Linked DNA regions of Homo sapiens: region 2 is linked to region 1. A link is an interaction called in ENCODE POLR2A ChIA-PET data of the cell type or tissue named here. Cell type or tissue: B cell. All regions are shown on one strand. Links, peaks and the distances in the headings refer to the core of each region. The heading gives the core; the rest is flanking DNA.

Region 1 (2,915 bases), core at 279-2,778:
TACAGCAATCCTATGGTCCACTAGTGAACAGAATGAAACATAACTCATAATAAATATTTATTGCTAAGAGCTAGTTATATAAGTAAACACACCTTTATATATAAAAAGTTAAATAAGACTATAATGAAATAGAAACACAAAATTTTAATAAGTACATTTAACATATAGAAATATTTAATGTTTTGAGACAATAAAGTTTTTTTTTAATTTTTTTCTTTTCACTGACTCAGTTGGCCCAGAATTATCCAGGAATTTCAAGGGTCTAAAATTTTTTCATTCTGAACTGAGGAAGTAATGAGTATCCAACCAAGAAGAATTTATATATCTCTCCAAATGCCAAATTTATTTTCTCCAAGTGCCAAATCATTCATCATTTGGTTCAGTAGCTATGAAATGCAACCCAATGTGAATGCATGTGCTCACATACGTAACACTACTGATCAGCAATGGCTTATATTTATAAACTCTATTTAAGCTGGAAAAAGATAAAATACAAATTCTTATTAACAACCATTAAAACACTCAAAGCAAATTTTAATTGTCACCAGTAAAAATCATGCACAATTTTTAAAACTATACTTCCTTTTGATACTCTAACAAGGCTAAACAATTGCACTAGCCCATTCCACTCTTTATTGCTTCTTTCACTTTGTATGCTTCTTTCAAAATTTCACTGATTCAGACTTTATAATCTCAAAAGTTTTGAAAATGTTGGTATTGGATACTAAGAAAGGTAATACTACAATATTAAACTGCTAGTCATTATAATTAGCTCATATTTTTTCAACCTTCGAATGTCTGAAAAGTCTTTACATCTTCATTTGTGGTTGGGTACAAAACTCTAGGTGAATGGTTTGGTTTGGTTTCTTCCTTCCAGTACTTTAAAGATGTTCCCAATGTCCTCTGGCTTGGATTGCTTGCAAAGAAAAGTCTACTATCATTCTTATCTTCACTCTTCTGTAAATGTGTGTCTTTTCTTCCTTGGGCTACTTTTAAGATCTTCTCTGTATCACTGGTAAACAGTAACTTGATCATGTATTTGGGTATAGTGTTCTGCTTTATGTTCATTTAGCTTCTTGGATATGTGGATTCATAGCTTTCATGAAATTTGCAAAAGTGCCAGCTATTATTTCTTCAAGTGTTTTTCTTCCCTACCAACTTCTTTCTGGGATCCACATATTCATGTATATTGGGTCACCGGAAGTCGTCCTGCAGTTCACTGATGCTCTGTGTATTTATTTATTTTAGCCTTTTTTCTCTCTGTATTTTATTTTGGACAGTTTCTATTACTATGTCTTCAAGTTTGCCAATCATTTCTTCTACAATGTCTAATATAGTAATCCCTACCACATCTAGAAGTCTAATTTGGGTCTTTCACTTTTTTTTTTTTTAGAGACGGAGTCTTGCTCTGTTGCCCAGACTGGAATGCAATGGCATGCTCTTGGCTCACTGCAACCTCCAACTCCTGGGTTCAAGTAATTCTCCTGCCTCAGCCTCTCGAGTAGCTGGGATTACAGGTGCCTGCCACCACGCCCGGCTAATTTTGTATTTTTAGTAGAGATGGGATTTCACCATGTTGGCCAGGCTGGTCTTGAACACCTGACCTCAGGTGATCCGCCCACCTCGGCCTCCCAAAGTGCTGGGATTAACAGTGTAAGCCACCGTGCCTGGCCTCTTTCACATTTTTCATATCTCGTCTTAACAGGTTCATTTTTTCCTCTACTTGTTGAACATATGGAGTATATTTACAATAGCTGTTTTAATGTCCTTGTCTATTACAGCATCTGTTTCTACATTTGACTTTGCTCCTTATGAGGTATATTTTCCTATATTCCTATAAATATTCTTAAACTTCGTTCTGGGATACAGTTATTTGGAAGTTCGGTTACTTGGAAACAGTGGCATCCCTTTGGGTCTTGCTTTTAAGCTTTGTTAGGGAGGGCTGGAGTGGAATTTAGTCTAGGACTACTTTGCCCCTTTACTGAAGCAGTATACCCTTTGCAGTACTCAACCTAATTCTCCATGCAGGACTTCTCCACTCTAGTTGTTAAACATGAACTATTCCCAGCCCTGTGTGAGCTCCAGAAATTTTTCTGCCTACTCCTTTTTGGTGATTCTTTCCCTGCCTCAAATGGTTTCCTTACACACTGGCACCGATCAACACTGAGCTGAAGTCTCAAACGGAGTCCTCTACAGATCTCTGGAGCTCTTTGTGCAACTGTCTCATCTCTAGTACACAGCCCTGAGATTCTGGCTGCCTTGGCCTCCCCATATTCCCTACTCAGGAATCCTGTCAAGCTTTGCTTGAGTGACTCTTCTGCTGCTGTGGCCTGGAAGCTCTCCAGGCAGTAAGCTGGAGCATTCATAAAACCCACCTCATTTGTTTCCCTTCTCTCAGGGGTCAGCATCTTGTGCTGCCTTTTGTTCAAGGTCTGCAAATCATTCCATGTATTTTGTTCATTTTGTTGTTGTTACTTAAGGTAGGAGGGTAAATCTAGTTCCTGTTACTCCACTATGGTCAGAAGCTCCCGTTATAGTCCTGAGTTACGTATATTTTATAGGACAAGTTAGAACATCTGATAGACCTGAGATGATGTAATAAAAAGCCACAGAGTTTTTACTATTCAGTGAGAGTGGAAGTTCTGCCTTTCCTTTTTATTTCCTCATAGCAAAGTTAAGTGGTGAAGAAATGAAAGCACTTAAGAACTAACTACTGGTTTGACCCTAGGTCAATCCTACTACCAACCCAGAATAAAAAAGTTTGGTTGATTTTCTTTTTAAAGAGTTGACATTTAAGTTACTTTCTATTAAATACGTACATTCCTCAGACTACAGGGGCACATAAAAAAAGAAAGAAAATAAATATGCACCTTCCAAAGGTATTTATAAAAAGAAAATGAATTTTTGCAACCCTA
Region 2 (2,915 bases), core at 96-2,595, 680 kb after region 1:
TCCACAACCTAACCCCCAACATTTGCGAATATGTTACCTTCCATGATAAAGGGGAGTTGGCAGATGTGACTAAGCGAAGGGTCTCGAGACGGAAAGATGATCCTAGATTATTGGGTGAGCCCAATGTCATCACAACAGTCCTTGCATGGGGAAGAGGCAGGCAGGAGGGTCCGTGGAGGAGGGGTGGGGATGGAAGCAGAGATTAGGGTGGTTTGAAGATGGCTTGAAGATGGAAGCAGGGAGCATGAGTTAAGGAATGCAGCCGGGCGCAGTGGCGCACGCCTGTAATCCCAGCACTTTGGGGGGCCAAGGCGGGCGTATCACCTGAGGTCAGGAGTTCAAGACCAGCCTGGCCAAAATGGCAAAACCCCATCTCTACTAAAAATACAAAAAAAAAAAAAAAAAAAATAGCCAGGCCTGGTGGCATGTGCCTCTAATCCCAGCTACTCAGGGGGCTGAGGCACGAGAATCGCTTGAACCCAGGAGGCGGAGTTTGCAGTGACCCCAGATCACACCATTGCACTGCAGCCAGGAGAACAGAGTGAGACTCCGTCTCAAAAAAAGAAAAAAGGAATGTGGCAGCCTTACTAGAAGCTGCAAAGGGCAAGGAACTGATTCTCCCCAGAGCCTCTGGAAGGACCACAGCCTTGCCAATCCATTTTGGGTTTCTCTCTTTCTTCCTTCCTTTTTTTTTTTTTTTTTTGAAACAAAGTCTCACTCTGTTGCCCAGGCTGCAGTGCAGTGGCACCATCTCGGCTCACTGCAATCTCTGCCTCCTGGATTCAAGAGATCCTCCTATCTCAGGCTCCCTAGTAGCTGGGACTACAGGCATGCACCACCACCCTCCCTTTCTTTTCCTATTCTTTTTTATAGATAGGGTCTCATTCTGTTACCCAGGCTTTGGGTTATATGGAACTGATGTCCCTTCCTTTTTTATAGACAGGGTCTCACTCTGTCACCCAGGCTGGAATGCAGTGGTGCAATCATAGCTCACTGCAGCCTCAAACTCCTGGGCTCAAGTGATCCTCCCAACTCAGCCTCTTGAGTAGTCCTCTACAGGTGCCCACCACCACGCCTGGCTAATGTTTTATTTTTTGTAGAGACAGAGTCTTGCTGTGTTGCCCAGGCTGTTCTCAACTCCTAGACTCAAGTGATCCTCTCATCGCAGCCTCCCAAAGTGCTGGGATTACAGGCATGAGCACCCAGCCCCATTTGGGATTTCTGACCTCTAAAACTATAAGAGAATGAATTTTTGTTTTAAGCCACTAAGTTTGGGGGGATGCATTACCGCAGCCATAGGAAACGAATCCAGCTTCCAAGAACTGGGGGCCCGGCCAGACCTCCATGGGGTGCACTGGCAAAAGAGACTGGCCCACCCATCTCTGAGCTGGGCATCCTCAGCCTGGTTCCCTGCATCTTGAGAGTCCTACATGGAAGGGTGAAGTCCCTTAGTGTGGCCCCAGCATTTCAAAACCCCTTGGAAGCCACCCATGTGCTCCCAGGCAGGCTTCCTAAGAAAGTGAAAACATCGAGTTTCTTCATTTGTGGCTAGTATTGCACCCCTTCAGTGTGGCAATGTGGTTCTGTCACCAGAAACGCTGACTGGCAACTTCTGTATGGTTGCAAAACCGGGACTGGATTCACTGAGACTGATTCCTACGGTGTGGTTCTGCTGTGGCAAGGCAAGCACAGGTGTTTTTTTTTTTTTTTTGAAACGGAGTCTTGCTTTGTCGCCCAGGCTGGACTGCAGTGGCGCTATCTCGGCTCACTGCAACCTCCGCCTCCCGGGTTCACGCCATTCTCCTGCCTCAGCCTCCTGAGTAGCTGGGACTACAGGCGCCCGCCACCGCGCCCGGCTAATTTTTTGTATATTTAGTACAGACGGGTTTCACCGTGATAGCCAAGATGGTCTCGATCTCCTGACCTCGTGATCAGCCCGCCTGGGCCTCCCAAAGTGCTGGGATTACAGGCGTGAGCCACCTTGCCCGGCCCAGCACAGGTGTTTTTGAGATAGTGACTGTTGCTATTTCCTTAACAATCTACATAAAATGAGCACCCATCAGGCAGAAGCCGGTGACATCTTCACTTCTGTTTCTCACATCTCTGTTTTATGGGCTCTTTTAAAAAAATTATGTATTTATTTATTTAATTTATGTATTTTGAGACAGAGTCTCGCTCTGTTGCTCAGGCTGGAGTGCAGTGGCATGATTCTGCAACCTCTGCCTCACGGCTTCAAGCAATCCTCCCACAGCCTCCCGAGTAGCTAGGATTACAGGCATGGACCACCACACCCGACTAATTTTTGTACTTTTAATAGAGACAGAGTTTCACCGTGTTAGCCAGCTGGTCTCAAACTCGTGAGATCCACTGCCTCGGCCCTCCAAAGTGCTGGGATTACAGGTGTGAGCCACTGCGCTCGGCCTATGGGCTCTTTTTTTACATATTGGCATAGCCAAAGACCAAGCCCTTCCCAAGACACGTATACACATGCATACACACACACACACACGAGGAAGTCATGCTCTTGAAGGTGAACAAACTCAGAGAATACAAGATTTACAAGAGGTTCAAGTACACACTTTCCAAACCCGAAAAGTAACAGTAATCAAATCAAAATACATGTTTGGAAAAAAGATTCAAATGTATTTTTTGAAAGCAAAGAGAGTCACAATAAACAAGGTAAAGAGTATCTGAAAGGGTATTCATATGTATGTTTGCAAAGAAAGAGAGTAAGAATAACAACTGTTTTTCACTTTCAGAATATGTGACATTAGATTCTTTGGGTTATATGGAACTGATGTCCCTCATGAAAAATTGTCAAGGAGTTGGGGGTGTGTAGGGAGCTCCAGGTGATTCTTTCAGGTGAAATCGTGCATGATTCTGGGTCCAGTGAAGGTGTATAGCGGAAGGAGGCT

Evidence for each region. Peaks named below come from ENCODE experiments on the same cell type or tissue, not always from the same donor. Only the 100,000 strongest peaks of a DNase experiment are listed, where the experiment ranks them.
Region 2: POLR2A ChIA-PET joins it to region 1 with 6 read pairs; 3 of 35 experiments call an interaction of 5 or more read pairs at or near these places.

What each region holds. Positions count from the first base shown.
Region 1 is chr21:32,715,586-32,718,500 of GRCh38, forward strand. The region is part of intron 2 of SYNJ1 (synaptojanin 1); the gene reads right to left. Among named protein-coding and RNA genes, the nearest start is that of SYNJ1, 11 kb to the right of the region's middle. In B cell, for the core only: no CTCF peak of the experiment used is centred there; no DNase peak of the experiment used is centred there; H3K27me3 peaks cover 1,889 bases.
Region 2 is chr21:33,392,885-33,395,799 of GRCh38, forward strand. No RefSeq gene overlaps it. Among named protein-coding and RNA genes, the nearest start is that of IFNGR2, 9.1 kb to the right of the region's middle. In B cell, for the core only: no CTCF peak of the experiment used is centred there; DNase peaks (open chromatin) are centred at 1,613 and 2,071; H3K27ac peaks cover 408 bases.